Linked DNA regions of Homo sapiens: regions 2 and 3 are each linked to region 1. A link is a loop called in an ENCODE intact Hi-C map of the cell type or tissue named here. Cell type or tissue: prostate gland. All regions are shown on one strand. Each heading gives the region's core, and the rest is flanking DNA. Links, peaks and the distances in the headings are about the cores only.

What was found. Peaks named below come from ENCODE experiments on the same cell type or tissue, not always from the same donor. Only the 100,000 strongest peaks of a DNase experiment are listed, where the experiment ranks them.
Region 2: a loop joins it to region 1, with 7 times the contacts of the local background. A loop is called at or near these places in 11 of 110 quality-filtered maps.
Region 3: a loop joins it to region 1, with 4 times the contacts of the local background. A loop is called at or near these places in 9 of 110 quality-filtered maps.

The regions. Positions count from the first base shown.
Region 1 is chr21:16,065,451-16,073,935 of GRCh38, forward strand. It overlaps MIR99AHG (mir-99a-let-7c cluster host gene), which reads left to right and starts at 5,038. Exons shown (of 10, transcript NR_136541.1): 1 at 5,038-5,117; 2 at 5,664-5,948. In prostate gland, for the core only: a CTCF peak has its summit at 4,874; DNase peaks (open chromatin) are centred at 5,041 and 5,821; H3K4me3 peaks cover 2,231 bases; H3K27ac peaks cover 2,948 bases.
Region 2 is chr21:17,267,081-17,275,565 of GRCh38, forward strand. LOC107985511 (a long non-coding RNA gene) reads left to right here. Exons shown (of 4, transcript XR_001754975.1): 4 at 3,212-4,081. Among named protein-coding and RNA genes, the nearest start is that of LINC01549, 170 kb to the right of the region's middle. In prostate gland, for the core only: a CTCF peak has its summit at 3,393; a DNase peak (open chromatin) is centred at 3,291.
Region 3 is chr21:16,007,775-16,016,259 of GRCh38, forward strand. No RefSeq gene overlaps it. Among named protein-coding and RNA genes, the nearest start is that of MIR99AHG, 58 kb to the right of the region's middle. In prostate gland, for the core only: no CTCF peak of the experiment used is centred there; no DNase peak of the experiment used is centred there; H3K4me3 peaks cover 490 bases; H3K27ac peaks cover 3,372 bases.

The DNA.
Region 1 (8,485 bases), core at 248-8,247:
ATATGTTTTTATACTTAGTCTAAAAATCCTTGAGTTCAATATTTATGAACATATTTAATGTAGTTACTGAAAAACTGGCTTTAAATCAATACTCTTTTGATTGTCTTTTAGTTGTTCCACTTATTATTTCTTCTTTTGCCTTTCTTTGGATTAATCAGTTTTTAAATTTTATTCATCTTGTTAACAGCTTTGCAGTAATAAATTCCTATGTTATTATTTTAGAGATTATCCTACATATCATGATATCATCTCTGACTTTCTAGTCTTCCTGACTTTAGTACTTTCACCAGTTTCCCACCAAAGCAATAATTTTATCACAGTTTATCCATTTAGGTAATCTAGGAAAATCTCCCTATTTTAATGTCAACTGATTAGCAACCTTAATTCCATCAGGATCCTTAATTATCCTTTGCTACATAATGTAATATATGCAGTTTCTAGGGATCAGGATGTGGAAAATTTTGGAGGACCATCTATCTGTCACCTAAGAGGAAATAACTCAGAAGAGGCTGTTGAAACCAAAAAGCAATGAGATAAATTAATTGGCAAATTTAATTTCTTCTCCTTATCCGTAATTACACAGTGGGGTAGAGCATATAATGAAAATTAGATCACTTTTAGAAAATGAAGAAGCCATGTTTCCTTTGCGCATCTGTGGTATACAGTGAACAATTTTTTTTACTGCCCTACATGCAGATTGTGAGATACAATCTGACAACTTTCTTGTTAATCATTAATTTAATAACTACTGCTTAATATAATTCTGGACTTAGTCTATGGCTTGAGCTTGAGTAGAGCATGTCTTTCTTTTTCTTTTTTCTTTCTTTCTTTCTTTCTTTTTTTTTTTTTTTTTTTGACAGAGTTTTACTCTGCTGCCCAGGCTGGAGTATAATGGTGTGATCTTGGCTCACTGCAACCTCTGTCTACTCGGGTTTAAGAGATTCTCGTGCCTCAGCCTCCCTAGTAGCTGGGATTACAGGCGTGTACCGCCATGCCTGGCTAATTTTTGTATTTTTAGTAGAGACAGGGTTTCACCATGTTGGTCAGGCTGGTCTCGAACTCCTGACCTCATGTGATCCACCAGCCTTAGCCTCCCAAAGTGCTGGGAATACAGGTGTGAGCCACCGTGCCTGGCTACAGATAATATTTCTTTCTAATTCATCTGGATATTAAAAATAATTTTTATTTGCATGAAAATCATTACTCTGAGACAATGAGATAGTCCTAGATACTTGGTGGCAACTTCTCAGATGAAAGGTTTTCATTTTTCTTTCTAAATTTCTCTGCTGTTTCTTGTATGTAGGAAAAGAAATCATAGTAATTATAGACCATCAGATTCAAGTTAAAAGTTGCTGAAACCTGTGGCTGTTTTTTTCTAATAAAATATTTCTCATTAGCTGGTTAATCTGCTTGAAGATTTTCTTTTCCTTTGGGTATTTAGATGTCATGATTTATTATGTTATCTTTATGAAGTAATTGTATCTTTAGTAAATAATCCCATTAAAAGAGTTTGGGAACTTTGCAAGAGAAGAAGCCAGTTTTAAAAATTGAGGTGCCATGTTTTCCCACAGGGATACACTGTTCACCTTTTGGAGGTCAATATAAACAAGATCAACCATAACTGTGCACTGAGAAGTGTTTTTTGGTATCAGAATGTAGACTAATTGAACCATCAATGACACCTTTAAAATTCTTATGCCTTTCACATCCTATAAAGATGATCATTATTAAATAGTTCAAGGGTTGTGTATTTGAAATCCAAAGCATAAACACTGAATTTTTAATCTATAAGTTTGTGGGCAAAAAGCAGTCAGATATTTAGGGCCATTCTGATGATGAGCTGCATCTTGTTCTGTCATCTGAATGCTTGTCATTTTGTAGATGGGGGATAAACAGTGGTCTCTTCATGTTAATGAATATTTTCCATACTTATTAAAACTAAGTTTTTTTTAATAAGAATAAGTCAATGAGCAGACAGACAAGTTGCTTTTTATTATTTTTGTGTCTCTTTTCAAGTTCACTCTTCTTATAGAATGCATTGTATTATTCATAAAGTTAATGCGATTGGCTGCTATTTCACATTCTTACAGCCAATTTGTGCAGACTTCACTCTTTTGGTGAGATCATCATGATTGTATGTCTCAGGTTGAGCTTTTGATCTTTGTAAAGAAGTTTGCTTTCCTTCATCCTGGGAACATAGATGACGTTTATATTCTCCATACAGTTATGTTATAAATGCATGTCTTTGATCTTATGGGAGGAGGTCATAAATTCCTTATCTATAGTAAAACTCAACCAATTAAAAATATCCTGACAGCAGCCGATCAGAATCGTATTTTAATTAAGGATAGCAGCATGATAGGGTGGAAATACACTAACTAGTTACTAATTTTCTTTGGATGTCCTATATAAAAGGATGGTTTAAATTTCTAAGGTCTACTTTTTGATTAACTTACCTAGTAAAGTGGTTCCAAATAAAATTTTATTGCAAAATTATTTCAAATTTGAGTAGTATATTAAAATTTCATCATTGCAATTTGTGTTTGGGATCTGAGAGGGCTAGTAAAAACTGGATAGTAGAATACCATAAGAAATGCAATATTTTTTTCGAGTATGTCTAGCAACTCAATGGCAGAGTGTTTCTAAGTAGGAAGCCTAGCTTGTCTGGTTTAATGAATTGTAGTATTTAAGAAAGGCCTCCCATATTTTTAGTGTTTGTTTACAAATACTATTTTGTGAAATGAGTCAGATATGAATCATCCACTAATCTTGTTTATGAAATTAATATATTCAGTAAAATTCTTTGAATAACAGTAGTTTCCAAACACATTCTATGTGTTAGTGGGATCTAAATCTATGTGATATTATGACAGTTTGAACTCTGTTTTGATTTTTACTTAGCAAAATGGTGAACTCACAGTTAAGTATGACCTCTTTGATTTTCCTAAGCTTTTTTTGTTGTTGTTCAGTGTCAGTTCAAAGAATTGGGATGAGTGGGTAGAAAAGTCACACATTCTTATGAAATAAAAAGGACAGCCACAGTTTTATACATATGTGTATTTACATATATGACATATATGTATATGTGTATGTACATATGTATATATATATGTGTGTGTGAAAGTGAGGGGGAGAGAGGAATGAGGTCTACATAATTTAATTTTATTACTAGTACATTTTTATGGTTAATTCAAATATTTAGGCAAATTTGCCTTTAATAGGAAAATCATCAAAAAGGCAAGGCAAGTAGTTGCATAAGCTTTGCTTTTTTCTGAAATTACCTGCATTCACTTAGAGAAAAAAGGATTTTACATTATCTATCAAGCAACTAATTTACATATATGATTTCAGGTATTTCAATTTCAATGTGTGTAGCAGTTCAGGAATAAAAATGCAGTATTTTCTTATATTATTTGTGTTTTTTATGATTGAGCCGTACGATCTTTTGGTTTAGTTAGGAATTTGGCTTCCCCATCCCTCCTATTAAAACTTGATTTTTGGAAAGTATAGATAGAAGAGCTGTGCTTTTCTTTTAAAATGCTTATAAAATTCAAAAGCAACTGGAATACATTTTATGATACCAATTTTACATATATTTAAAAACCAGGACTACAAAATATAAATTTATAAAAAATTATAAAAAATGATTGGGATTCTTTCTCTTTGGAATGATTATATGTTATAAACATACAGCACCGTGAGTATAAATAGGTTACTGTTTCTCCTAATGTGCCTACTTTAATGATGAATTGCATTCCTGATTACAGAATCATGAGCTATCAAAATACACCAATAAATACAGGCAAACATTGGTAAAATTCCGACTTAGAAAATAATCAAAGCTTAAAGCTTAGCATTCTGATTTGGAGCAAGAAATATGTAAATTGTGAAATAATGAGCAGCTTCTGAGCACATCCCCTTTATTTTACCTGCAAGGACCTGAGTCAGAAGTCTGCATTTCAAAATGCTTCTTTTTTTTTACAGTGTGGATGAATGGCCACGAATAATACAAATTGGCTTTACTTTCCAAGTTTATTATACTTAAACATTTGTTGGCAGGTTAGCGACATCATTTATTATATAATGAGGTAAACCCCAAATGGAACCCCCAAACATCTTCTCTTCCTGGTCATCATAGGCTGCCATTCTTCCCCTAGAAATTAATACATCTGTATGCGGGATCGTGCCTTCTCATCCCCTGCTGCAGAATCCTCGGTCATAACAGCTTTTGTGTTCATGAATATGTAAATGTAACATGCATAAAATAAAATAAAAAAGCAGACAGTTTCTACCACAGACTGCCTAACTCTGTTGAACTAATACACAAAAAGCGAAGATTTAATTTTTCAAGCATTTTGAGTCAGTGTTTCAAGGCATGACATAATTATGTAATATAAAAATACATAAATTAGGCATATGCAGATGTGCATGACAGTTAGACTCAAAATAAATCGGCATGTAGTCATGGCTATAGTGATTCATGCAGATTCACTTACTCCTTCACTCTGATGCCTAGTAATACGGGGTAAATGCCTTAGGTATTTAATGACCTTGTATTTACTGACTAGATTCTACTCCTATACTTCACCCCAATAAATGACTAGGAAAATGTTTAATTAATATGTATTATTTGTATATGTATGTATATATATGTATTATACACACACATATGCTTTTTTCTTTTGAAGGGGAAAAGCGATGGCTATCTTCCACTGAAGTATTCTGGAGGAAGCTGTGGGAAGAAAATTGGTGGATTTTATTATTGAAATAAGCAGGCATGTTCATGCATATTTTTACGGCATGCATGGCTATGCGCCACTCTGTGCAAACAGTGCTATTGCAGCTTGTGCGCGGTAATTAGGTTGATGTAATTATGGTGAAATAAAGGCAGTCGCACTGATAATTTCACAGTGAATATTAAAGACATATGTGCCTTCCAGTGTACAATGAATGAACCTGAACTGCTGTCAGGGTCTAGGAGGACAGTGTGGCCAATGCACCTATTGTGTCCCTGCTGCAGAAAGGAGCCTGCCGATTGGCCACTGTCTGCAGCACATAGCACTGGCTGGTTATAAAGGACTTGTCTAGGGGAGAGCCTGTAGGTACTCCATTGTCTGGTAAAGTTCATATGACTGCATTCTTTTTGCAAGGGGGGTGGAGGGAGAGCGGGGAAGGAGGGGGTGTCAGCTCAACTGTAAAAGCTGCACAGATTTTTTTTCTTTCTCTCTCTCTGCCTCTCCATAGATTGTTTCTGTTTCATGCCCTGTCTCATTTCGCATAGCTAAAAAAGAATGCTAATTAAGATCCCTTGTCTTAACCTGAAAAATAATGACTCGGCTGTAATTAGAAATCTGGTGAGAGTTTAAAAATTCTGGTAGGGGACCAAAAACATCAGTTACGGTGCTTAGGAAGAAAATGAAGAATTATTTTTCTGAAATCAAGGTAAACATGGGAGAGGGGGGTTCCCCCCATCTTTTTAACCAATTTTAACCAATGGTGTTCTACTGCAGATGAGAAGATACTGTATTTCAAAAACTATTTTAACCATCAAATTGAAGGAACACAAATCAGTAGCAATAGAAGCCTTCTTAATCCTCCTTAGGATGCAATTCAGATGAAAGAACTGCTTTTTCTATTTTTCTTTTTGTGTGTGTGTGTTATAGATGGATCTGAGAACGCTGTCTGGGCTTGGTACCAAGAGCTGGTATTTCACAGCAGCGACCGCCTCACAGACGAGCTGTGGGAAGCAGGAGGGAGACTCTCTCTTAGGGTGCCACTACTATGGAGACACAGCTGGGCTGAACAAGATTTGCTTCAAACGACAACAAGAGAGACAGAAAGTATCTGGTTCAACCGCTGCCCGAGCAGGCAGGCACCAGAAGAGCTAGCAGCCAATCCGGCCATGCTCGAAGCCAGCTCTGCAGCTCAGCCAATCAGTGACATCATTGGTGAGAAACTCATTTACATCATGCAGTAATGAACTTTGTTTAACATAGACTTCCCCCTTTCCTGTCACCCCCCCCCCTTTCCATATTAGGTCCTTCCATTAATTATTCTGCTGGCATAATTTAAACCGCTATGCAAAAATGTGGCTACATTCTCTCTGATGGCTTTTACCTCCCCCCCCCCCCCCCCCATTGGTGTCTGCCGTCACTGAAAGTGATTCTGGGTACAATTCTATTTTGTTTTGAACTTGCAAAAATTATCTTCTCTTTCTTAAAAAAAATTCTTAACAACATTAAACCTCTGTTTATATTGTCTGATCCCTCTTCTTATGAATGAATACATGCTTCTCCAAGTTGGGGTTCAGAATTGTACAAGGCAACAGAGAATAAGGTGTGCATTGCCATGGAAGTTGCAGGTTTTTCAAACAATCTGTATCTTAGAACTTCCTTTAACGTTTCCAGATTTTATGCTGCAGTGGCCATTTTACATACAGTGCTTTATCCAAAAAGCACTTGTATGCATCTGTCACATGGAGGAAAGTTCACTCTTGTTATATTTCATTCTCCACTGCTCTCAGCCAACATTGTCATTTTATTAATGAATAGAACTGAGGTCATTTCTGGACAAATCTCCCCCTTCCCATCCCAGCACAATGCACCTGATTTGCATCCATTTACTAGAAAAAATGAATACAAGAACCAGCTTGAAAAGAAGTTAAGGGACCAGCTTACGTATTATTTCAGAATATATTGCAGTAATACAGTTTGTTTTTTTAAAATGTGTAATATTTAACATTTGCCTTAGTGTTTCTATAAAAATGCCTGCTATCCATTTGCAATGTAATACCTTTAGCAAATTTATAGGATTGTTACATAACCAAAGTAGATCAAATTAAATAACGTTCACAAATGAGTTCATTTATCTGCAGAAAACCTGTGGAAATACAATTTTGCCTTGCACATTTGTATTTAGTTGTCAGGGATAAAGTCATTTTTTCTATAGATAACTTAAAGAGGCTGGAACATGTGGCATGTGAAGATTTCAGGTTGCTTTATAAAATCCCAGAGAGCAAAACTGGGTCACACTTCAATGCAATTTCTATTAAGTCATATCTTTATTGCATATTTGCGTTAAAGGCGCACAGTTTTCTAGCAGAGAAGGTGAAGTTTCATTGTCTTTCTTTTAAAAGGATGTTTTGAATATAATTATTCAAAAACATGGAATTTTAAAAATATTGACAAGGGTTTCATAATAGTGCATGATTCATTTAAGAAGCTTAGAGAATGCAATGATAGGCATAGTCACTTTTTAAAGCATATGAAGGATTTAGATGGGAAACCATGGCCCTTTTAATTCATGAGGTATTCCATCATCCCATCATCAGTATTCAGGGGGCGACTGTCCTGAATCAGTCACGAGCTCCCCTGCTGCAGATCCTGTAATTTGAATCATGTGTAATAATATATTATCCTACTGGGGGCCTTCTTTCAGTAGGAGAATGGTTTATACATTCTGCTGTAAGAGAACTTTTGGCTTCTAGCCGACTCACAGCTATTACTCACATAGGCAATCACGATCGTCTTCCTTAAGGAATAACATCTGCACAACCTCCAGAGCCAAAAATCTGCAACCTCCCGCACAGTATGAATTATGATTTCTTGGAATTGGGAACACTTGACAAACTGAAGTAGAAAAATGGAAGGTTTAAAGGAATGGATCAACATTTTATTGAGTGTGCCATGTGGCGACAGCGCAAACTCCCATTCCTTTGAAATGATGGAGAATGGTGAGGAAAGGGGGCCAAAAATATACCTACATGTGTTCATTTGATTTTTAGACACAGCCGAAATGTAATGTGTTTTATGAAGACGTGGCTGCCTCTGTGTTTTTCTGTGGACATCCTAGCAAGGTCCTGTAAAGGGCGTAGCAACGTGGAGAAATAAATGGGGGGCGAAGGTGGTCGTGAAAGCAGAGAAATTGTCTCCCCTCGAGAAGGAAGCAATGTAATGTAGCAGGAACCATTTTGACCCCGGAGTTAAAAATTATAGTGTACCTCCGACTCTTTCTCTTGTTATCACCTTGATCAGATCACTTAATTTCTTTCCATTTTCTCCTGCATTCAAAAATTCAAGACAATGCCAGCATAGAGATTTTCTCTTTGTGTGAAATGCCTTCCCATTTTTTAAGAGTCTAGATCCTTTTTTGCTTCAAGGACCAAGTTAAATGTCTCCTCTTCTGTGAAATCTCTCCAAATCATCACGACCAGAATCTCTCACTTCTCCACCCCTTTTCATCTCCTTTATTGCCTGTGTGCCAGTCAGTATTGCTGTAGGGCCACATGTGTGTACGTCTTTGCCACTAGACTGAAAGCCCCTTGGGGACAGAGACCACATTGAATTCTTCCACCCCCAGCTCTAAGAATAATGAATGATGCTCCTAAGGTTCAAATCCATGTTTTAATTAATGAATTATAAGTACATTATAAATTGCAGAGGGAGGGTCATACAAATTCTGGGGATTACAATTATTGTTGTCAACT
Region 2 (8,485 bases), core at 213-8,212, 1.2 Mb after region 1:
ACCTAGGGAATGGAAATCTAAATTATAAACCATTCTTTTACAGATTCCATGATTAACCTTTGAAAAAATTAAGCCCAACCTCCAAACACAGACTATATAAAAATTATTTATAATTTGCAGGTATTAGTGGCTTAATACAGCATATATTTGCTATCAGCTTTTGCATTTTAAAAGAAAAATTAAAGACAAAAATCTTAATACAAAGTAATAAACTACTAATCATAAAATTCTCTCCTATATTCTTTTAGAACACAATGAAAGGAAATTATTTGCTTTTTATGAGAAACTGATATACTTTCTCTCCATAGATGATGAAAATAACTTTCTTTGACTACCAAGAAATATATAATCAAATTTGTAGACCACTTTTAATTTTTTAAAAAAATCCTGGATCTGTATTTTTTACCTTCCTGACCTCTTACTATAATTTATCTTTTCTCTGGTCCTGAATCTCTGTAAGCTGACTTGCTTTCAGGGGAATGACACTGTGCACATAATACAGCATCACCTGGGTCTTCCAAGATTTGGTCTCCACCATCACCTCACCACCACCCTGTCCCACCTGTCCACAAACAGTTTGGAAGTTTCCTCTTTTCAGCTTTCCTCTTTCCAAACTTAAGCTTCCGTATGTACAATGTAGCTCTCTCCTACTTAAAGAAAAATAAATTCAGAGTGATCCTCCTAAAGTTGTGAAATAAGATCAGTCTGTAGTTTTTCCATCTGTCCTCCGTTGAGTCCTCCTGGTCAGGCTCCCAGGACCTCCAACATGTGAGATTTGTGCCTCTACTTGACCCTTGGCATCGAACCAAGCCAAATTCCTCTTCAGATGTAGATGGGCAATGTTTTCTAATTTACACAGGGCTTGTACCTTACCCCATTTACTCAAATAAATAATAACACTTAAATTTTCTACATTACATGCACACGTTTCTCAAAAAAATTATCTACGGAATTTATCTTAATTGTATTTATTTTAAATATTTCTGGGAAAGCATTCCTAGGGAAGACTTCTTAGTTCCATTTATTGTCAAAGAGGAAATGGAGTGGGGCCTTTTATTTTTTGTGTGTGTTAAATATAGAGTATTAATTGGTATAAATATTCCGGGTAGAATTTCTAAATAAATTCAAAACATGCTTTGTTTTTAGAAAAGATACATATTAATGCCCTAAACCTAAACTAAAACTAAACCAGATGAAATGCTGTGTCTTAACGCAAGTCAGGCACCATTTACTTGCCTCCCAAAGTTTCCAGTCAATCTACCTTCAAGTTGCACAGTGCTTTCCATTCAGCAGGAATGGCTGCTGTTCTAAATGCTGAAGATTTTTATTTTCTCATTTATATCCTTTTAACAAGTAATTAATGGGTTTAAATACCTTCCTGCATGATTACAATTTTCTCTTATTAGCTTTTAGCTGTGTGTGATATTCAACATCCATTCCTCTTTGTTTTTAGAAAGTACTTTTTAAAAATCTGAAGTTTAAACACAGGGTATAAAATTTCTATTTGTTTTATATTTCCATAACATCAAATAATAATCTCTCTAAACTTATATTTTGAAATACAAAATACTTCCTTCTTCCTCTGGATCAACAAAATGGGTTTAATTAATCTTATGCCCTTATTTAAGGTTTTAGGAAATAATAATCGCCATTCTTTAGCAGGCAAAAATTATGGATACAGTAGTTACAATAAATTAACTCAAATGATCTCACAAATGAAAAAATTTTCCCGGTTAAGAGTGTAAAAACTCTACTGTCCTAAATTGTCTCCCAGTCACACTACTGTTACTTAAACAACATATCTCAGTAAAAGTACAGACGTCATTTCACATTTGTCAACTCACTAATTTAATAACCACATGAAAAGGCAATAGAATTATAAAACATGTCATTTTTCCAATACTCTAATGAAATTTTTCATGTATATGAAAATTCACTTACTTGATTATGCATTTTCATTACTATTACTTTGAAAATTTATCAAAACAAAAGGAGTTGTATCGTAGCCAAAAAGACTTTTTAAATATAAAATTTGGTCTAAGTAAGATAATATTTTATAATAACATGAACTACGAAACTACAACTATATATATGAAAAAATATTGATTTTGGTAAAAACTTTCCAGCTTGATCCAAAAAATTTTTTATTTTTAAAACAATCTATATCTAGTTACTTATCAACTGATTTCCAGTTGTTCAACTGACTATAAACTGCTTTTTGTTTACAAAAATAAATTATGGTAACAATTTAAGTACTAAAATATTTGAGGTTTTTCTTTAAGGTTAATGTAAATTTAGTGCTGACATTTTAAAAATTACTATTAAGATGGCCATTGATTACAATGATTAGTGAATATAATCAAAATCATGAAACCAAATTATTTAAGTGGACAAGCTGCTGAAGCAATCATATTCATTTAGAGGTGAGAAAGTGCAAGTTGTCTTTTTAACTGAAATCACAGTAAAATCAAGAAAAAAAAGAAACTCCCATTCACATTCTAAGTAAAATTACATGACCAAAAAAAGTTATTTGCATATATAAAAATGCTTTCAAACTAAGGTGGATGTGTGCATAGAAATCCCTATGAAGAACCCAGATTTTGTTTCTGGGAAAAGTTAGCACATTCTCCTGGCAAATCTTTCAGAGTCTATCATTAAATTACCAGCTATAGAGAAGGCTTTTACCAAGATAGCTAAATTTCTAGTTGATAACTTTAAGATTTGTTTAAAAAAATAACTTCAGTATTGCAAATAATAAGAATTAATTTTTCTTTCTACAGACTAAAAGGTTTTGTTATACTCCCAAATCTGTGCCATCTTCTGCCTGACACACTATTTAGAGCTGCTCTTTTGTGTTAGTTGTTTTTCAAACTTCACTAGATGATCTCAGGAACCTCTAGGGATTTAAATCATCATGAACAAATGATAGCGTCAGACTGATACGCTATTAAAGCAAAAGATAACTTACATTCGTAACACTAGTTATAAATAATAATAGGACATTAGAGAGTTTTATTAGAAGAAAAATTGCCTGAAAAACTTCCTCCTATTAGGTTAACCTTCTAGAATTTCTCAAACAAACCAAATTATTTCTGCAAAATCAAAGTCAATACCTGAGTCTGTTTATAAAAATCACCAATTCACAATGCAACTATTTTTTTCTTTTCATTTAACATTTTTAAATGATTTCTTGTCTTCTTTTGTGTTTTAGCTGAATTTGTGTGCAGCACATTGTTGCTCCAGCTTAAAAACCTCCTGTGTGGTAAATGCTTGGCAGCCCTGGGGAAGGCAATGAACACGGTGAAATTCAGTGCAGTGTGGTAAGACAAGGAGAGCATGAATAATATTTGGAGATCTAGCACACCTTAGTGGAAACAATTATTATTACAACTGCTTTGAAGACATTTGAATTTTAAACTCCATTGTTTGTGAAATTCTATTTTGACTAAATAGAGGGACTTTGTTCAGGCTTTTGTTGTCTTTAGCATGATGTGTTTCTTTCCTAAACTCCACACAGATAAGAAGATAAATTTGATCATGAATTTCTAAAAGTAGAAATCATAGGTTTTTTAGAATTAGCATAAAATTATTGTACAACCCTCCATGGGCTATCAAATTGGGAGCAATCCAATTTTATTTGCCATCATGGTCACATATAAAGTGTCAGATTATTCTTGTTAGATGATTATTGTACATTTAACTTAGAAAAGCTTCTCAGGTCTGCTCCTGAGATGCTTGAAAGACTTTTGGTTTAAATAGGTTGCATATGTTCTGCTGTTAATGGCTGACCGTTTTTATTTCATATTACTAAAATGTAATCAAGAAAAAGAGAGTAGAAAATACATCGCAAATATTCAGTCTACTATCTAGACAATTTCAAAAGCTTTCAATTTTATCTCCTGTTCCATTATCTTCAATTGTAGAGTTTGGATAGGAAAAGAATTCAAAAATAAATACAAAACATTCATTCCAATACATGAAGAAAATTAGCCCTGTTCATGTACATTTTCTAATATGGATATGTTTCTAAAAATCAGAATATAATATTTATGGAGTCATTAGTAAAATGCACTTGATTATCTAAGAATCTCAACTGCTTGATGCTTGATCAAAAACTAGGTAGAAACTAAATCATGCCTATCAACAATTAAATATTTCTGAAAAGGGGACTTCCAAAATGGTAGAATAAGAAGCTCAGCAAATACTTTCCCTAAAAAGTGACAACAGGGGTGGAGCCAAGATGGCTGAATAGGAATAGCTCCAGTCTATAGCTCCCAGTGTGAGCGACACAGAAGATGGGTGATTTCTGCATTTCCAACTGAGGTACTGGGTTCATCTCACTGGGGAGTGTCAGACAGTGGGTGCAGGACAATGGAAGCAGTGCACTGAGTGTGAGCCAAAGCAGGGCAAGGCATCACCTCACCCGGGAAGCACAAGGGGTCAGAGAATTCCCTTTCCTAGTCAAAGAAAGGGGTGACAGATGGCACCTGGAAAATCAGGTCACTCCCACCCTAATACCGCACCTTTCCAATGGTCTTAGCAAATGGCACACCAGGAGATTATATCCCACGCATGGCTTGGAGGGTCCTATGCCCATGGAGCCTCACTCATTGCTAGCACAGCAGGCTGAGATCAAACTGCAAGGTGGCAGTGAGGCTGGGGGAGGGGAGCCCACCATTGCTGAGGCTTGAGTAAGTAAACAAAGTGGCTGGAAAGCTCGAACTGGGTGGAGCCCACCGCAGCTCAAGCAGGCCTGCCTGCCTCTGTAGACTCCACCTCTGGGGGCAGGGCATAGCCAAACAAAAGGCAGCAGAAACCTCTGCAGACCTTAATGTCCCTGTCTGACAGCTTTGAAGAGAGTAGTGGTTCTCCCAGCACACAGCTGGAGATCTGAGAATGGACAGACTGCCTCCTCAAGTGGGTCCCTGACCCCCAAGTAGCCTAACTGGGAGGCATCCCCCAGTAGGGGCAGACTGACACCTCACACGGCCAGGTACTCCTCTGAGACAAAACTGCCAGAGGAACGATCAGGCAGCAACATTTGCTGCTCAGCAATATCCACTGTTCTGCACCCTCTGCTGCTGATACCCAGGCAAACAGGGTCTGGAGTGTACCTCCAGCAAACTCCAACAGACCTGCAACTGAGGGTCATGACTGTTAGAAGGAAAACTAACAAACAGAAAGAACATCCACACCAAAACCCCATCTGTACATCACCATTATCAAAGACCAAAGGTAGATAAAACCACAAAGATGGGGAAAAAACAGAGTAGAAAAACTGGAAACTCTAAAAATCAGAGTGCCTCTCCTCCTCCAAAGGAATGCAGCACCTCACCAGCAATGGAACAAAGCTGTACGGAGAATGACATTGACGAGTTGAGAGAAGAAGGCTTCAGACGATCAAACTACTCTGAGCTAAAGGAGGAAGTTTGAACCCATGGCAAAGAAGTTAAAAACCTTGAAAAAAAATTAGATGAATGGCTAACTAGAATCACCAATGCACAGAAGTCCTTAAAGGACCTGATGGAGCTGAAAACCAAGACACAAGCACAAGCCTCAGTAGCCGATTCAATCAACTGGAAGAAAGAGTATCAGTGATGGAAGATCAAATCAATGAAATGAAGCAAGAAGAGAAGTTTAGAGAACAAAGAATAAAAAGAAATGAACAAAGCCTCCAAGAAATATGGGACTATGTGAAAAGACCAAATCTACGTCTGATTGGTGTACCTGAAAGTGACAGGGAGCATGGAACCAAGTTGGGAAACACTCTTCAGGATATTATCCAGGAGAACTTCCCCAATCTAGCATCGTGGCCAACATTCAAATTCAGGAAATATGGTGAACACCACAAAGATACTTCTTGAGAAGAGCAACTCCAAGACACATAATTGTCAGATTCAACATATTTGAAATGAAGAAAAAAATGTTAAGGGCAGCCAGAGAGAAAGGTCGGGTTACCCACAAAGGGAAGCCCATCAGACTAACAGCTTATCTCTCAGCAGAAACTCTACAAGCCAGAAGAGAGTGGGGGCCAATATTCAACATTCTTAAAGAATTTTCAACCCAGAATTTCATATCCAGCCAAACTAAGCTTCATAAGTGAAGGAGAAATAAAATCCTTTACAGACAAGCAAATGCTGAGAGATTTTGTCACCACCAGGCCTGCTCTAAAAGAAAAGTTTTAGAAGGAAGCACTGGAATTTCATGTCCAGCCAAACTAAGCTTCATAAGTGAAAGGGAAATAAAATCCTTTACAGACAAGCAAATGCTGAGAGATTTTGTCACCACCAGGCCTGCCCTAAAAGAAAAGTTCCTGAAGGAAGCACTAAACATGGAAAGGAACAACCGGTACCAGCCACTGCAAAAACATGCCAAATTTTAAAGACCATCAAGACTAGGAAGAAACTGCATCAACCAATGAGCAAAATAACCAGCTAACATCATAATGACAGGATCAAATTCACATATAACAATATTAACTTTAAATGTAAATGGGCTAAATGCCCCAGTTGAAAGACACAGACTGGCAAATTGGATAAAGAGTCAAGACCCATCAGTGTGCTGTATTCAGGAAACCCATCTCATGTGCAGAGACACACATAGGCTCAAAATAAAAGGATGGAGGAAGATCTACCAGGCAAATGGAAAACAAAAAATGCAGGGGTTGCATATCCTAGTCTGATAAAACAGACATCAAACCAACAAAGATCAAAAGAGACAAAGAAGGCCATTAAATAACGGTAAAGGGATCAATTCAACAAGAAGAGCTAACTATCCTAAATATATATGCACCCAATACAGGAGTACCCAGATTCATAAAGCAAGTCCTTAGAGACCGACAAAGAGGCTTAGACTCCCACACAATAATAATGGGAGACTTTAACACCCCACTGTCAACATTAGACAGATCAACAAGAGAGAAAGTTAACAAGGATATCCAGGAATTGAACTCAGCTCTGCACCAAGCGGACCTAATAGACATGTACAGAACTCTCCACCCCAAATCAACAGAATATACATTCTTCTCAGCACCACACTGCACTTATCCTCCAAAATTGACCACATAGTTGGAAGTAAAGAACTCCTCGGCAAATGTAAAAGAACAGAAATTATAACAAACTGCCTCTCAGACCACAATGCAATCAAACTAGAACTCAGGATTAAGAAACTCACTCAAAACTGCTCAACTACATGGAAACTGAAAAACCTGCTCCTTAATCACTACTGGGTACACAACGAAATGAAGGCAGAAATAAAGATGTTCTTCAAAACCAACAAGAACAAAGACACAACATACCAGAATCTCTGGGACACATTCAAAGCAGTGTGTAGAGAGAAATTTATAGCACTAAATGCCCACAAGAGAAAGCAGGAAAGATCTAAAATTGACACCCTAACATCACAATTAAAAGAACTAGAGAAGCAAGAGCAAACACATTCAAAAGCTAGCAGAAGGCAAGAAATAACTAAGATCAGAGCAGAACTGAAGGAAATAGAGACACAAAAACCCTTCAAAAAATCGAAGAATCCAGGAGCTGGTTTTTCGGAAAGATCAACAAAATTGCTAGACTGCTAGCACGACTAATAAAGAAGAAAAGAGAGAAGAATCAAATAGACGCAATAAAAAATGATAAAGTGGATCTTACCACCAATCCCACAGAAATACAAACTACCATCAGAGAACACTATAAACACCTCTATGCAAATAAACTAGAAAATCTGGAAGAAATGGATAAATTCCTGGAAACATACACCCTCTCAAGACTAAACCAGGAAGAAGTTGAATCTCTGAATAGACCAATAACAGGCTCTGAAATTGAGGTAATAATTAATAGCTTATCAACCAAAAAAAGTCCAGGACCAGATGGATTCACAGCCGAATTCTACCAGAGGCACAAGAAGGAGCTAGTACCATTCCTTCTGAAACTATTGCAATCAATAGAAAAAGAGGAAATCCTCCCTAACTCATTTTATGAGGCCAGCATCATCCTGATACCAAAGCCTGGCAGAGACACAATAAAAAAATAGAATTTTAGACCAATATCCCTGATGAACATTGATGCAAAAATCCTCAATAAAATACTGGCAAACCGAATCCAGCAGCACATCAAGAAGCTTATCCACCATGATCAAGTGGGCTTCATCCCTGGAATGGAAGGCTGGTTCAACACATGCAAATCAATAAATGTGATCCAGCAGATAAACGGAACCAATGACAAAAACCACATGATTATCTCAATAGATGCAGAAAAGGCCTTTGACAAAATTCAACAATGCTTCATGCTAAAAACTCTCAATAAATTAGGTATTGATGGGATGTATCACAAAATAATAAGAGCTATCTATGACAAACCCACAGCCAATATCATACTGAATGGGCAAAAACTGGAAACATTCCCTTTGAAAACTGGCACAAGACAGGGGTGCCCTCTCTCACCACTCCTATTCAACATAGTGTTGGAAGTTCTGGTCAGGGCAATCAGGC
Region 3 (8,485 bases), core at 213-8,212, 58 kb before region 1:
GTATCATGTTTAACTTGATACAGTCCCAGGCATAGTTTCCTATATGATTAATTTTTGCAACATAGGATTTCAGTCTGTAGAAGTACCACAATTTATTTAAACAGTTCATATTCCAAACTTAGGAAGAGAGTAAATTGTTACAACTTTTCTAAAGGTTAATCTGTTAATATAATGTGAAATTTTTAATTTAGAGTCTCTTAGACATAGAAAATTGCATTTCTAGGAATTTATCCTAGGGAAACTAATAGGAAAACCTCACCTAAATACAGGTATTGAAATGCTCACATTAGAGTGTATAAGAGTGAAAATAGTTTTGTGGGCTCAATGTCCACGAGTAGAAGATTGTGTAACTACTTTATGGTGCACGCTTCCAATGGAATGCAGTCTGGTTAAAAGTGAAGGAGTTCATTTTTCTTTATGTACATTAAAATGCTTTATGCTGTTTTAAGTGAAATAGAGCAAATGAAATGAAAAGAATAGTTTAACAGATCTTAGTTTGGCAAACACACACACACACACACACACACACACATAAATCTGGATGAATACTTGTCATGATACCTACTGTAATTAACTCTAAGTACTAGCATCATGTAGTATTGTTTCTTTTTAATTTTTTCTTTGTAACATTTGTCAGTGATCCATGTATTGCTTTTGTGATCTGGGAAGAAAAAAGATAACTTCAAAAAGAGAAAAAGGATTTATTAGGTATGAGACACTTCATAAACCTGTGCTTCCATTTATTTACAATAGTTGAGAAGATATTGGGAACAATTCTTACTTTTTAGTGGAATCTTCATTTTTCAAGTACTCACAAAACTTGGGAATGACTCTGCTTACAGTTTAAAGGTGCTATGGAAATATTTTTATCCAAAGATTGTCAGACTCATGGACAAATGGGGACATTAGGATTTCTCATGCAAGGTGGACAGTCCTGTGGGTAAAAGTACATGCTTCTAGCTTTTGCTTAATATGATTTCTTCAGACAGCTGCTCAATCCATAGGAAGAAGGAAGGTGATAACAATGGAACTGAATAGGGGACCTCATGCTGCTAACACTGAGAAATCTTATAATCAGTAGAGAGGTTGTAGGACTTTTTGCGCTTGTTACCATTTTGTTCTGCCAGTAAATAATGGGGCTATAAAAGTGCGCAGTTTTTATTAAATAAACTACTATTATGGCAACCTAGAATTATTATCTTGCTCCTAATTCATCTATAAATAGCATTTGACTAATTAGAATTTAAAAATTCAAACCAAACACATGTCCTTAGTAAGAATTCCTAATTCTAATTAAGTCTCTCTCTCTTTGTATATACATACATATATATAGAAATACATATATGAATTTATATATTTCTTATATATATAAGAAAATATGTATATATACACACACAATTATATATTATATGTATACATATTATATATTAATATATGTATTATATGTATACATATTATATATTAATATATGTATTATATGTATACATATTATATATTAATATATGTATTATATGTATACATATTATATATTAATATATGTATAATATGTATGAATTTGGCCTTCAGATAGTTTGTGAAATTTATGTTAATATCCTCTCCTTCTCTCTAGTCATGTATTATGGTATTTAATTCATAATGTTGTAGGTAAAAATAAGAACGTTATTGTTTTCCTTTGCTTTTTTTACTACTAGTGTGGTTGAACATTGTTTTCTTATTCTATTTATTGAGTAGTTTATTCTTGTTAGAAATCCTCTTACAGTTCTTTGCCCTTGTTTTCATTAGAGCAAGGGGTTGTAAACTCTGAGCTGCAGACCAAATTCAACCTGCTACCTATTCTTGTAAATAAAGTTTCATTGAGAAATAACCCTGCCCATTTATTTACATATTTTATTGTTTATGTTTTTGTGGTTGTTGTTATAACAGAAGGATCAGATAGTTGTGGCAGAGATTCTATGGCCTGGAAAGCCTAAAGTATTTACTCTCAGATTCTTTATAGATAGAGTTTATGGGATCCTATCTCTGTATTAGAGAGCTGGTTTATAAAAAATATTTTTATCAATTTGAATGAGCTATTTATGAAGTAAAAATTTTAACCTTTGTTTCAAATACTTTTGCAAATATTTTAAGTATTTTGCTTGTCTCATTAGGTCCTGATGGTTTTTCATCTCTATGAGATTCCTATTTCCCCCTCTTTTGATTTCTCAGAATGCTGGGTGCTGGAGTGATGGATGTAGTATCCAATAACTTAGCACGGCTGCCACTATCCTTTTTACCACGATTCCTTTTCTCCTTTGACTTATCTCTCTTTCTCCATTTTCCTGCCCCACTTCTTACTGTTTCCTGACTTTGCTGTTGTTCGATCGTCTGTTTTCAAAGTGGGATCATTAGTTATGAAGGAAGATTTTTCATGAAGAGCCAATTAGATTGTTATATAGCTTTCTTGTATACATTATTAGTCACTAGGTGTTTTTATAATTAAAAAGAAATGGATGAAACTCTTTCTTCCCATTCATAGTCATAATCCAATATTTTGAAAAATGTTTCTCAACAATGGTGGTGATCAAATGATGTTGCTATGGCTTATTCCCATGTATCTAAATATTATAAATACAGGGAGATGGAAATCACTAGCCCCCATGATAATCATTATTTCTCTCCTTCCTAGGCCCATGTAAAGACTTCCCAACCTCCCTTGCCATTAGGGCAGGGGCATGCATCTAATTGTAGACTAAGGTTTTGAGAGGAAGTGCCATGTGTCACTTTAAAAGTATGATTGTAAATTCCTATTGATTTGGCCACCTCAGGATCCAAAAGTTGAGACAGCGACTAAAAGACAGTGATACAACCAGTATCTTGGTTCCCTGAATGACTATATGGAGCAGAGTTCCCACATAAACTGAACATTTCATGTGAACAAGAAATTAACCCATGCCTCCATAAGCCACTGAGATTGTGTGATTAATTTGTTACCACAGTATAACCCAATTTATTCTCACTAATCCAGAAATGGATTTTAGAAATTGAGTTTTGCTATCACAAAATCCTTTATATGTACTCAGCAGGCAGTAGACAAGTGTTGAGAATGTTGACCCTGAAGCGGGCAAAGAAGAAAATTAATGTTACATGGTAGTAAAACATTTGGTGAAACTGTGATAAGTCAGGACTTGGAAGGCAGACCATAGGCCTAGGTACCTTTTAGCTCCTGGATGAAAGGGGGAAACTAGAACCAAAATAGTAGATGTTAACTGCTATTGGCTATGTTTGGCAAGGTACCGTTAAAACAAAAATGAATTCAGGAAAGAATCAGCTGGCTCACAAGCAGAAATGAGAAGAAATAAAGAGGATCTAGAAATGAGGATTCCTACAGTATGGGAAAAAACAACTGCCTCTTGACCCAAAGCAGTAAGCAAAGGGATTTTACAGAGCATTCAAGAAAACTGTTTGGTTGATTAAAGACCTTAAGTTGACTAAAGTCCTTAATAGTGAGGCCTTCCCATAGGTTATTGCAGATATGTTGAAGGTCGCCCCATCCAATTGAGAGAAAGTGACATGGGGTTGAGAAAACAAAGAGCTCTCTAGGAGATCCAAGAACCAGGTATTTGAAAGTGTGAGTGTAGTTACTGGCACAGGGCAGGGACTGGAAACGGGTGGAGAAGAAGCCTCTTAAGTATTTGAGGGTAATGTGCTGCCGAAACGACCACAAGCCAGGACTGAAGAAGCCTTTGACGGTATGAGGCTGAAAATGACCTTTGTGCACTGAAGCTTATGTGAGCAAAAGGGGGCTGGCAAAGCTGTGGAGTCTTATTTTCAGATACAGTCACAGAAGGGAATGGAAAAAAAAAAGAAACTGTCATAGGGTAGAGACAGAAGCCACATACCGGTGGGGAGCCTTTGCTGCTTGTGCTCCGCAGGACTTCAGGATTTAAATGGGCTGAGACGTATGTCCTGTTCCTCTCCTTTCTAAAAGTGAGTATTATTGTAATTATTCTGGCTCTGCCACCCCTTCATTTAGAGTGTGTGTGTGTGTGTGTGTGTGTGTGTGTGTAGGACAGGCAATTTGGCTTTTAAATTTAGAGGTCTCCAGACCAACAGAAACAAGCTCTGGACTTGGGAGGGATTATTGCATTCACGTAGACGCTCTGGACTTTGAGATTAAGGGACTGACTGGATGGGCTTCAGGCTGTTTCCCATGTGGTAGTGCCGAGTATGCGTTATGTGTCAGAAGAATAGCAAACTGAAAACTTAATGAGTAAGAGGTGGTAGATAATAGTCTTCACCATAATTGATTTTTCTCCTTTTGCCTGAAAATTTCCTAACACTCCTTAAAGTACTCAGGGACAAAATTTGCCAATGAGCTGTGAACAGAAATAAAGTGCTTCTCATAAGAGTGGCTGTGAGTTCTCTAAGCTCTTCCTTTGCTATAGCAAGCGTTAAAGCCATGTGTGTTTGTGTGTTCCAGCATCACAAGATAGAGAAGTCTCCCTCAGCCCAGGTTCCAAAAACACCATGAAGAAGAGAAACCTTTGTTAACCCAAGCCAGACACATGTGCAAGAAGAGATCTTTTGTTGTACAAGCCATTGAGATATGAAGTTAACATTTTAAAAAAATCAATGTTACAACAAGTTCTCTATTTGAAAAGCTTACCTGGGATTAGTCCCAGGTTAATAATGGTGTAGAACACTTAAATAAGAAAGCAAAGGCTGCTCAGAATAAAGACTACTTAATATACATTCAAGTTAAAAGAAAGCTGAAAGATCCTATTTGGCAAATTCTGATCCCCTAAAAACTGTATTTCATGCCCTTAACAATTGTTCATAAATTGTAAGACATAAATTATTTGATTCTAAACATATTCCTTTTTTTTTTTTTTTTTTGAGATGGAGTTTCATTCTTGTTGCTCAGGCTGGAGTGCAATGGTATGATCTCGGCTCACTGCAACCTCCGCCTCCCAGGTTCAAGTGATTCTCCCATCTCAGCCTCCCAAGTAGCTGGGATTACAGGTGCACACTGTCACTCCTGGCTAATTTTTGTATTTTTAGTAGAGATGGGGTTTTTCCATGCTGACCAGGCTGGTCTCCAGCTCCTGACCTCAGGTGATCCGCCCACCTTGGCCTCCCAAAGTGCTGGGATTACAGTTCTGAGCCACCGCACCAGGCCAAAATATCCCATTTTTAATGTGAACTACCCCAAAAGACCAATGAATGCTGTACATATTTTCTTTTTAGTACAAGCTATTATTTTCACCTATAATCATGGACTGGTAGAATGCTACATAGTACCCGATTTAATTATGCTTTTCTCATTTTCTAAGTTAATTTAGTTTTATCTAAGGACATCAGAGTAACTTCTTTAATATTTTATAAGATTCTCAACAAACAACAGTGCTTACATTAGGGAAATAAAGCATTCACTAATTAAAAAGTTCTGAGGATATAGATCTACAGTTAATATAAATTATGTACTGGTTTAATGTGTGGTGATAAGTCAAGAAACTTTATTTAAAATATGACTATATCAAATTATTTACTTTCCTGCTTAATTGTTGGTACAAACTTTAATGAAGATTGGAGTTTCCTAGGAAAGGTAAATGAGAGTTCTAAAATTGAATAGCGTTCACTGCAGGAGAACTTGGGAAACTGAAACTTAGTTTTATAGAGACAAAGAAAATAAAACTAAGTAGATAAAACTGACCTGTAATGTATTTCTTAGGAAATACGTGCATGCATATCTTTTTTGTTTCTATAAACAATCATTTCTACATATTCTTTTTATAATAATGTGGGGATTGTCAAATTTTCATGTTTGCAAATTAAAATCTATACATGAAATTGCCTGAATTGTGAAAAACTATAGCTATTCCTGAAGCTTTTCAGTTAATTTTACAAACATTGAGTCTTATTTTCTTGTTTAAACTTTGCTCTTTTCTTTAGAGTACAGTCTTTTTATGTCTCTCAAGCAGCCTCTGATCTTGCACTCGACCTGCCCATAAATATGAGACAGATGGAAATAAATAATCCACTCGAAAATCCACTTGACACAAGTACTACATTTTATGTCTTACAGGACTGGAAATGGCTCTGAATTTAAAGTCATTTCAGGACTCTATGACACTTAGAGAAGATGTCTTTTGATTTTTCCCATCTAACTAGAAATTTCTGGCCTTCTTCAACCTTCATGTAATAGTGAATTTATTGATACTGCATTTGCAAGGTTGACGTTTCATTTCTAAGAAAAGAATGTTTACTACAATTAGATGAGAAGAGTCTCTTCTGGTCAAAGAAGATCTCTTAAGAGTAGTTCACATGGGGAAAAGAAAAGTGAGTATCGTTTATTTTTAGTAGTGGGCTTGTATTGCTGTTTTGCATCTGCATTTGTAAGTAGCTTTAAAAATCCAATATCCATGCCAAGAATGATTGTAGAAACACATACAAACCTTATTTTTTTATTCCTTACATTACTTTAATTTCAAATCATTCGTATGTATTTCCTAGTAAGGTAAGCAGAATGGTTCTTTTTCACGGCATCCCACAAATTCTCAGTGTAATTCAGTAGTCCTCTCTTATCCGTGGTTTTGCTTTCTGAGGTTTCAGTTTTACCCACAGTCAACTGCGATCCAAAAATATTAAACGGAAAATTCCAGAAACAAACAATTTAGAAGTTTAAATTGCGCACCATTCTGAATAACGTGATGGAATCTTGTGCTATCCTGTTCTGTCCAGCCCAGGACATGAAACATCCTTTTGTCTAGCATATCCACATTGTGGAGGCTACTCCGTCCTCAGTCACTTAGTTTCTGTCTCATCATCAGATCGAAAAACACAGTATGTATCAGGTTTGGTACTCTCTGTGGTTTTAGGTATATACTGGGGGTCTTGGAACACATCCTCCTAGGATTAGTAGGGACTATTGTAATATTGCATTGAGGACAACTCTTTGTCAAGATAATTTTTTTTCTTTTTTTTTTAAATTATACTTTAAGTTTTAGGGTACATGTGCACAATGTGCAGGTTTGTTGCATATGTATACATGTGCCATGTTGGTGTGCTGCACCCATTAACTCGTCATTTAGCATTAAGTATATCTCCTAATGCTATCCCTCCCCCCTCCCCCCACCCCACAACAGGCCCTGCTGTGTGATGTTCCCCTTCCTGTGTCCATGTGTTCTCATTGTTCAATTCCCACCTATGAATGAGAACATGCGGTGTTTGGTTTTTTGTCCTTGTGACAGTTTACTGAGAATGATGGTTTCCAGCTTCATCCATGTCTCTATAAAGAACATGAACTCATCCTTTTTTATGGCTGCATAGTATTCCATGGTGTATATGTGCCACATTTTCTTAATCCACTCTATCATTGTTGGACATTTGGGTTGGTTGCAAGTCTTTGCTATTGTGAATAGTTCCACAATAAACATATGTGTGCATGTGTCTTTATAGCAGCATGGTTTATAATCCTTTGGGTATATACCCAGTAATGGGATGGCTGGGTCAAATGGTATTTCTAGTTCTAGATCCCTGAGGAATCGCCACACCGACTTCCACAATGGTTGAACTAGTTTACAGTCCCACCAACAGTGTTAAAGTGTTCCTATTTCTCCACATCCTCTCCAGTACCTGTTGTTTCCTGGCTTTTTAATGATCACCATTCTAACTGGTGTGAGATGGTATCTCATTGTGGTTTTGATTTGCATTTCTCTGATGGCCAGTGATGGTGAGCATTTTTTCATGTGTCTTTCGGCTGCATAAATGTCTTCTTTTGAGAAGTGTCTGTTCATATCTTTTGCCCACTTTTTGATGGGGTTGTTTGTTTTTTTCTTGTAAATTTGTTTGAGTTCCTTGTAGGTTCTGGATATTAGCCCTTTGTCAGATGAGTAGATTGCAAAAATTTTCTCCCATTCTGTAGGTTGCCTGTTCACTCTGATGGTAGTTTTTTTTGCTGTGCAGAAGCTCTTTAGTTTAATTAGATCCCATATGTCAATTTTGGCTTTTGTTGCCATTGCTTTTGGTGTTTTAGACATGAAGTCCTCGCCCATGCCTATGTCCTGAATGGTATTGTCTATGTTTTCTTCTAGGATTTTTATGGTTTTAGGTCTAACGTTTAAGTCTTTAATCCATCTTGAATTAATTTTTGTATAAGATGTAAGGAAGGGATACAGTTTCAGCTTTCTACATATGGCTAGCCAGTTTTCCCAGCACCGTTTATTAAATAGGGGATCCTTTCCCCATTTCTTGTTTTTGTCAGGTTTGTCAAAGATCAGATAGTTGTAGGTACGTGGCATTATTTCTGAGGCCTCTGTTCTGTTCCATTGGTCTATATCTCTGTTTTGGTACCAGTACCATGCTGTTTTGGTTACTTTAGCCTTATAGTATAGTTTGAAGTCAGGTAGCATGATGCCTCCAGCTTTGTTCTTTTGGTTTAGGATTGACTTGGCAATGCGGGCTCTTTTTTGGTTCCATATGAACTTGAAAGTAGTTTTTTCCAATT